Regions from separate parts of the Homo sapiens genome. Here region 2 is linked to region 1. Evidence: read pairs that join two places in POLR2A ChIA-PET (ENCODE). Cell type or tissue: Panc1. All regions are shown on one strand. Each heading gives the region's core, and the rest is flanking DNA. Links, peaks and the distances in the headings are about the cores only. Region 1 holds the start of ACP4 (acid phosphatase 4). Region 2 has its middle 5.8 kb from the start of CLEC11A.

What was found. Peaks named below come from ENCODE experiments on the same cell type or tissue, not always from the same donor. Only the 100,000 strongest peaks of a DNase experiment are listed, where the experiment ranks them.
Region 2: POLR2A ChIA-PET joins it to region 1 with 15 read pairs; 24 of 35 experiments call an interaction of 5 or more read pairs at or near these places.

Annotation. Positions count from the first base shown.
Region 1 is chr19:50,790,253-50,794,634 of GRCh38, forward strand. ACP4 (acid phosphatase 4) reads left to right here and starts at 163. Exons shown (of 11, transcript NM_033068.3): 1 at 163-273; 2 at 342-446; 3 at 522-608; 4 at 1,404-1,550; 5 at 1,821-1,919; 6 at 1,990-2,085; 7 at 3,432-3,564; 8 at 3,636-3,718; 9 at 4,205-4,329. The coding sequence starts at 163. LOC105372439 (a long non-coding RNA gene) reads right to left here and starts at 3,046. Exons shown (of 4, transcript XR_936026.3): 1 at 2,713-3,046; 2 at 2,153-2,252. RefSeq lists enhancers at 4,033-4,092, 4,183-4,312. In Panc1, for the core only: no CTCF peak of the experiment used is centred there; no DNase peak of the experiment used is centred there.
Region 2 is chr19:50,727,023-50,731,404 of GRCh38, forward strand. No RefSeq gene overlaps it. Among named protein-coding and RNA genes, the nearest start is that of CLEC11A, 5.8 kb to the left of the region's middle. RefSeq lists a cis regulatory region at 1,130-1,849. In Panc1, for the core only: no CTCF peak of the experiment used is centred there; no DNase peak of the experiment used is centred there.

The DNA of each region.
Region 1 (4,382 bases), core at 315-4,314:
ACGGGTTAATCCAAGGCTGGCAGAGGCGCTGGGGAATGGGATCTGTGGCCCCTGGGGGAGCGTGCCAGGGCCTGCTATAATGGGGGTGCTGAGTGCAGGGCTGGGACAGGCGGGGCTGCGGCCCAGACAGTGGGCTGAGCTCAGCGTCTGGGCTGGGTGGAAATGGCCGGCCTGGGGTTTTGGGGCCACCCTGCTGGACCTCTCCTGCTGCTGCTGCTGCTGGTGCTGCCACCCCGGGCCCTGCCAGAAGGACCCCTGGTGTTCGTGGCTCTGGTGAGGCGCCCCCACCCCGGCCTGCCCTTAGCTCCCCCAGGGCTAGCCCTGACCAGTCCTGTCCCCAGGTATTCCGCCATGGCGACCGGGCCCCGCTGGCCTCCTACCCCATGGACCCACACAAGGAGGTGGCCTCCACCCTGTGGCCACGAGGCCTGGGCCAGCTGACCACGGTGAGAAGCGGGTAGGCGGTGAGGGCAAGGGTGGGAGGGGTGGGGAGTGGTAGGCTGAGGCTGTTCTGTCCCCAGGAGGGGGTCCGCCAGCAGCTGGAGCTGGGCCGCTTCCTGAGGAGCCGCTACGAGGCCTTCCTGAGTCCGGAGTACCGGCGGGAGGAGGTAGGGCCATAGTGACCCCCACCTGGCCCCCTGACCTCCCACCTGTGACCTCCACTGACTACAACGCTCTCTTTGGGCCTCCACCTCTGGCCTTTGACCTCCATCAACCTGACTTGCCCTCTACCTCTAATCTCTGACCCCCGATACACTGACTAACCCACACTGACTTCTGACCCCATCTCAACCTGTCACATCTCGACCTCTGACCTCCATCAACTCTGACTTTATTTTCTGGCCTCCATCTCTGTTTTCTAAGTCCCATTGACTCCAGTCAGACCTCTGGCCTCTGACATTTGACCCCAAACTTGATTTCGATCTTTGACCCTTGTTGACGTAACTTGCCCTCTTGACCTCTAACCTTTAACCTCTACGCTTTATCAATTCTGACCTACCTTTTCTGTCTCCTCCTATGTCTTCTGACATCCCCCAGCTACAGACAGTCCTCCTAACCTCTGAAGAACATGTATTGAACTCTGACTCCAAGTCCTCCAAGCTGCCCTCCTAAACTTGACCTCTAACCTCCAGCCTCTACTGATTCTGATCTTCCTTTTTGACCCTCATTGACTCAATTGACCCCCTAAATCCAACATGGCTGTCCAGCTTAGGACGTCCAGCCCAACTGCTCCTGACATTAGCCTCTGGACCCTTGATCCCAACTTCCAACTTCGAAGGCCACATGATTCTCAGTGTCTGACCCCTACTCCAAAGTGAATCTGAGGCTTCTGATTTGCCACGACAGCTGACCTCTGTCCCCAACCACGACCCCCCGCGTGCCCTCTCTCCACCCCGCTCCAGGTGTACATCCGCAGCACGGACTTTGACCGCACGCTGGAGAGTGCCCAGGCCAACCTTGCCGGGCTGTTTCCCGAGGCTGCTCCAGGGAGCCCCGAGGCCCGCTGGAGGCCGATCCCGGTGCACACGGTGCCCGTGGCTGAGGATAAGGTCAGGGGGCTGGACCCACGTGTGGCGAGGGAGGGAGCGGGTGGAGAGAGAGGCAGCTCTGGGTCTGGCCGCCTGAGCTGGCTCCGAGAAGCAAGACTGTCCTCGAGCTGGTCTGTCCAGACCAGGGTGAGCCCCGGCCCACGCTGCTCTCCTGGATCTGGGAGAAACTGCGACAAAGACGCAGGGGCCGAGAGCCCGGGTTCCCCCGACCCGCTGTGAGACCCAAGGCAAGGCACACGGCTGTCCTCTCTGAGACTCAGTTTTCCCCAGCTGCTGAGGTTCCCCATGCGCAGCTGTCCCCGATACCACGAGCTGCTGCGGGAGGCCACCGAGGCCGCCGAGTACCAGGAGGCCCTGGAGGGCTGGACGGTGAGCAGGGCGGCGGTGGGGGGCGGGATGCAGGGGATGGGCCTGGGCTCACCCAGCCCCGCGCATCCAGGGCTTCCTGAGTCGCCTGGAGAACTTCACGGGACTGTCGCTGGTTGGAGAGCCACTGCGCAGGGCATGGAAGGTTCTGGACACCCTCATGTGCCAGGTGAGCCCTGCCCCTTCCCAGCCAAGGGTTTAAGGACACCTGTTTCCAATCCCAGCTTGCTACTCACTAGCTGTGTTCCCTCAGGCATGTAGTTAATCCTCTGTGCCTCAGTTTTCCCATCTGCACAGTGGGGATGGCAACACCGGTATCAACACCTCCCCAGGACGCTGTGAGGATTCAAATGGGTTAATCCACGCACTGTGCTTACAATAGTGCCTGGTGTACAGTGAGGGCCTTGCCAGGGTTTGAGGCTACACATTTGGCAACTCCTCCCCACAGTCCTATAATCAGAAAACCCAAAACCTGGGCAGCGGGAGCTGACCTGAAATGATGCAATGCTTTTTTTTTTTTTTTTTTTTTTGGAGACAGGATCTCACTCTGTCACCCAGGCTGGAGTGCAATGGCATTATCATAGCTCACTGCAGCCTCCATCTCCCTGGCTATAGGAATTCTCCTGCCTCAGCCTCCCAAGTAGCTGAGGCAGGCAGGGGCACACCATCATGCCTGGCTAATTAAAAAAAAATTAATTTTTTGCAGAGATGGGGTCTATGTTGCCCAGGAACTCCTGGGCTCAAACAATCCTTTCGCCTCCCCAAGAGCTGGGATTACAGGCGTGAGCCACCATACCCAGCTAGTACTCTTGCTAGTCTTTGCTCACTCCAGCTCACGGGAATGTTCTGAATCGCAGGGTGGGAGCAGTGATGTGTGTGACTAAGGGGGCTGCCCCGGCCCTTGCTGTGTGTGTTCCATGCTGTGTGGTGTCAGCACCATCAGACCTTTCTAAAGTCCAGAATGTCTGAGCTGTGAAATACCTCTGGCCCCAGGGGTTTCAGATAAAGCCTTCTGGGCTGTGTAATGACGATGTCTATTATTAACTAATAATCGCTGTTGGCTGGGTGTGGTGGCTCACACCTGTAATCCCACCACTTTGAGAGGCTGAGGTGGGCAGATCACCTGAGGTCAGGAGTTTCAGACCAGTCTGACCAACACGGTAAAACCCCGTCTCTACTAAAAATAAAAAAAAAAAATTAGCCAGGAATGGTGGCACACACTTGTAATCACAGCTACTTGGGAGGCTGAGGCAGGAGAATCACCTGAACCCGAGAGGCAAGGGTTGCAGACAGCCAAGATTGCGCTACTGCACTCCAGCCTAGGTGATGGAGCAAGGCTCCGTTTCAAAACAAAAAACAACAACAAAAAAACACTGTTATCCACATCATGATTTCCCAGCCAGATCCAGATCCGGCCCATGGGGGGACTCAGAAGAGCAGGGGGCAGCACAGGCCTGCGGGGCCAGAGGCAAACTCGAGGGCTCAGGATGGTCCATCTGTCCTGTCTCCCCACAGCAAGCCCACGGTCTTCCACTACCAGCCTGGGCCTCCCCAGATGTCCTGCGGACTCTTGCCCAGATCTCGGCTTTGGATATTGGAGCCCACGTGGGCCCACCCCGGGCAGCAGAGAAGGCCCAGCTGACAGGGGGTGAGGTGTGGGTCTGGGAGGCTGGGGTGCCTTCCTCTGGGAGAGTCTAAGCTCTTTTTTCCCATCCTCAGGGATCCTGCTGAATGCTATCCTTGCAAACTTCTCCCGGGTCCAGCGCCTGGGGCTGCCCCTCAAGATGGTCATGTACTCAGCTGTGAGTCCTTGGGAAGCAGTGCCACATGGCACTGAGGCACAGGGATGAGGGTGACAGCGATTTAGGTGAGGAAGAGCCTGTGGTCCCAGTGGATCTCAGCCCACTGCCTGGGGTAACCCGTATCTCCAAACCCTACTCTCAGGCTCTACCATTAGTCTGGAAAGAGGGAGGTGACGGTGTTATGGGAGGAAGAATTTATGAATAAATATAATTCCTTGTTTTCTTTAAGAAACTATGATTGGACTAAGCAGTCTGTCCTTCCGGAGGAGAAAGGCTGCTTAGTCCAATCATATTTTGCACCTACTTGAGCAATCTTTATTAAGTGGCCGCCTGCAAATGTTGGTACTGCCTTCAGGATGGGAGGAAGGAGTAGCTTTGGGGGGTTGGTTCTAAGAAGCCTGGGGGACATCTGGATGCGCAAGTGTAGTGCTCAGGAGAAAGGCCTCCAGAGAGAAGTGCCGTCTCAGCCCTCGGGTCCACCTGCAGCATGACAGCACCCTGCTGGCCCTCCAGGGGGCCCTGGGCCTCTATGATGGACACACCCCGCCATATGCTGCCTGCCTCGGCTTTGAGTTCCGGAAGCACCTGGGGAATCCCGCCAAAGATGGAGGGTGAGAATGGTTTGGTGCCCAGGGACATGGGTGGGACAGAACTCTCAAAGCAA
Region 2 (4,382 bases), core at 90-4,089, 63 kb before region 1:
GAGATCACCCACCCTTCTCCCTTCAGGAGACATTTCTCAGCCCCACATCCCCAGAGGAATACAGAATAGGAGAGTGGGGGTGTGGCCTGGAGTCAGCCTTCCATCAGAAATTCTTCTCATGCTGAGCTTCAGTTTCCCCGGGGAGGGATAGGCAGCCCTAGATCTTATAGCCAACCAGAGGTCAGATTAGGCAGACAATGATGAGTATCTATTATTTCCCAGAGGGGTCTCTGCCCTGGCAGAGCTTCCATTCTGGAAAGTATTTGGGCATGGTACACCATGGCTACCCGCCCAGATTCTAGAGCCAGATGGCCCAGGTTCCAATCCTACCTCAGCCACTTATCTCCTGGGAGAACCTGAGTGAGACATAACCTTGCTACTTCTCAGTGTCTCCATCTGTACTGTGGGGATAATAACAGTATTGATCTAGAATAGTACCAGACACAGAGGGGTCTTTGCAGTTCCCAGATCTGAGCTTCACCAGGGCAATTCAACCTCACCTTCATCTCTCTGTACTCTCTCCTGACACTGTGCTTTTGTATATGCAAAGATCTCCATCCTCCCTCCTCTCTAGGGTAAACACCCACTTCCAAGAATTGGATAACACATCACCCCAACAACCAGCCCTTCCCCCAGCCCCTTGCGGGGTTAGGGATCCCCTTTGGTATCCACAAACCCCTTGTTCCTCTCTTGACCCAGCCCTGATCAGACAGGCTGAGGGACACTCCAGGTGCGTGGGGGAGGGCAGGACAAGGTATGACTATCTCTGTCCCCAGCATCGCCTGGCATATGGGAGCCCTTTGAATGAAGATGCTTGTGTGGCATCATGCAGGGGACCCTGAGATGAGTCGGATCTCGGCTGCTTTTCCTCCCTGGCCTCCCCAAGGCTGGGTGAGGCACCTTCTCTAGTTTCCCGTAGGGTCCAGGGCTTTCCACATCACTTTAGGTGCCACTGTCTGGTCTGACAGACAATGTCTGTCTCCCTGGCAGGGCCTGGAGCTATCATACCAAGCACAGGGCCAGCTGTGGGCATGCAGAGAGAGAGGTCTGAAGTGGGGAGTGGCGTGCCTGCAAGGACGGTTTATGCATCAGAACAGCACGCCTATATGTGGCATTCGGCGCTGATTCCTGACTCTGGTCTGCGTGGGAAACCTACTCTCTCCTCCAGGAAGCCCCCCCAGACTTCCTGCGGGCCAGAGTTTGCCAATGTCCTCTCCCTGGCTCTCTGCGGAGCGCTGGTAGTGTGCAAGGCCAGAGCCATGGACCAGGGGAGGCCTCGGCAGCTGATTGGAATAGATGCATTAAGGGATCCCAGGGAAGTAGTAGAACAAGGGCAGGAGGCCTGGGATGATTCGACGGAGGAGGAAGAACCAGCGGCCGCACGGGCTTGCAGGGCGATAAAGCCCAGGAGGCCGAGCAGCAGGCGCATCACCGCCTTACCAGCACCACGTTTTTCCGCAGTAACCGGATGACTCCTACGGGTCACCTCGCAAGCCCCGCCCCCTCCTCCCATGTGAGGTTCGCCTGCCTTTCCCCGCAAGCCTGAGGGCCACGCCTTGGCGGTGAGGTCGGAGCTCCGCAGTCTCCAATCAGAGCTCAGACCCCTCCTCTCCACCCAGGCCTCGCCCCGAGGTACTCTGGAAAATGTAGTCCTGTCACGCGCCCACGGGTAGGAAAACCCCAAGTCGCGAAGCCTTAACATTCAACTCACGTTTGGATCTCTCAGACGAGAGTTTTTCAAAACAGGTGCATTTCCTTGGGTAGATCATAACCACTTTTTAAAAAGTGAAAAAAGTTCGTATGAAATATTAGTATCATAGAAAATGGTAAGACGCTTTTCAAAATTTAAACGTCGATATGCTGAATTAACAATATAAAATTCAATATAAAATTTCTTTGTGGCTAACCACTGGTCCAAACCAACTTAGTTTCTTTCTTTTCTATTTATTTTCAGGTTCTGTTTTTTTTTTTTTTTTTTTGAGACAGAGTCTCACTCTGTCGCCCAGGCTGGAGAGCAGTAGTGGCACAATCATAGCTCACTGCAGCCTCGACCTCCTGAGCTAAAGCAATCCTCCCGCCTCAGTTTCCTGAGTAGCTGGGACTACAGGCGTGCACCTTAAAAATAAACAAAAACAAAAAACAAAAAAACCAGACAATTTTAATTTGGAAATAATTTTAAACTTATAGATAACCTACACAAATATAAACACTGGAGTACAAACAAATCCTCTACTCTGATTTGTTTGTTAACAGTTTACCTCATTGCTTTGGCTTCATCATTCCATCTATCCATCCATCCACCCACCCACCCACCCATCCTAGCCCAATCATCAGGGACAAGCAAGACAAAGTCAGGTTTGTTGACCCACTGAAATGAGAGCGATCAGCCCCCAGAGGAGAAGCTGCAATCAAGTTATAGGATTTGGAAGAAGAGAGAAATTTGGATGAAATTTAAGTGAAACAATGTTTAGCTAGGTTTAGAACAAGGTAGGAATGTGTATAAGGGAGTCAGCATCAGGCCTGGGCCGCATACAGTAGCTCATGTCTGTATCCCAGTGCTTTGGGAGGCCAAGACAAGAGGATCGCTTGAACCCAGGAGTTCAAGACCCGCTTGGGTGACATCTCTATGGAAGGAAGGGAGGGAGGGGAGGGAGGGGAGAAAAGGGGAGGGGAGTGAGGGGGGGAGGGAAGGGGAGGAGAAAATTATCTGGGTGTGGTGGCACACGCCTGTAGTCCCAGCCACTTGGGAGGCTGAGGTGGGAGGATTGCTTGGGCCCAGGAGTTTGAGGTTGCAGTGAGCTATGATTGTATCACTGTATTCCAGTCTGGGTGACAGAACGAGATCCTGTCTCAAAAAAAAAAAAAAAAAAAAGGAAATATCAGATTTGGACTGCAAAGTGGACCTAAGGTCTTGTTTCCCTGGAAACTACAATGTTAATATAAATGTGGCATGCTGTGCCCAGAAACTTTTTATTTAAAACTCTGCACCAGGGCTGGAAATGGAGGCTTCTTATCTTTGTCAAAGTGACAGATCTTCCAGGAAAGAAAGATGAGTCTGTTTCATTCTTACGGATAGACTTTCATACCGCAGAGTTTCCCACAGTCTATGATTTTAGAGAACAAAGTTTCTCAGTGAGTAAGATAGCAGTAGTCGCTCATAAAGGGGGCTGTTAGAACACTTTTACTGCTGCAGCTCGCCCCTGGGTGAAATGTGTCCTGTTAACCTTGCGGTTGGCTTTATCTCAGTCTATAGATGAAGGGCAGGCCAGATTTTTATAGTATTAGCTGGCTTTAGCTCATATATATATATATATAATTTTTCTTTTCTTTTGCTGCCTTTCTTTTTCTTTCTTTCTCTCTCCCATCTTTCTTTCCTTTTTCTTTTGTCTTTTTTTTTTTTTTTTTTTTTGAGATGGAGTTTTGCTCTGTCATTCAGGCTGAAGAACCATGGTGCAATCTCGGCTCACTGCAATCTCCACTTCCTCAGTTCAAACAATTCTCCTGCCGCAGCCTCCTGAGTAGCTGGGACTACAGGTGCCTGCCACCACACCTGGCTAATTTTTGTATTTTTAGTAGAGACAAGGTTTCGCCATGTTGGCCAGGCTGGTCTTGAACTCCTGACCTCAGGTGATCCACCCGCCTCGGCCCCCCAAAGTGCTGGGATTACAGTTGTGAGCCACCGCGCCCAGCCAGTTGTCATGTCTCTTTAGCCTCCTTGAATCTGGAACATTTCCATATTTATAATATTGACATTTTGGTGGCCGGGCGTGGTGGCTCACGCCTGTAATTGCAGCAGGTTGGGAGGCCGAGGCGGGTGGATCACGAGGTCAGGAGATCGAGACCGTCCTGGCTAACATGGTGAAACCCCATCTTTACTAAAAATACAAAAAATTAGCCGGGTGTGGTTGCAGGCGCCTGTAGTCCCAGCTACTCGGGAGCCTGAGACAGGAAAATGGCGTGAACCCAGGAGGCAGAGCTTGCAGTGAGCCGAGATCACGCCACTGCACTCCAGCCTGGGCAACAGAGCAAGACTCCGTCTAAAAAAAAATTTTATATATATATATGCACACACATTTTGGAAGAACAGCTCCTTGCCCTTTTAAAAATAGAAGTTCCACATTTTTAGTCGGTCTGATGTTTCCCCATGATGATTAGATTCAAGTTATACATTCTCCACCAGAATAATGAGGTGAGGTGTGTACTTCTTTGAAGGTATCCCATCTGGACATAGTCAGTGTCCTACTGTGCCTCATTAGTGAAGTGAGTTTTCATCACCCAGCGAGCTGATGTCCCATTCCCCAGCTCTATAATACTCCTTTGCAGCTAATAAGCAGTCCAGGGGCAGATACTTTAAGACAGGCAGTATCTGCCTTTCATCAAAA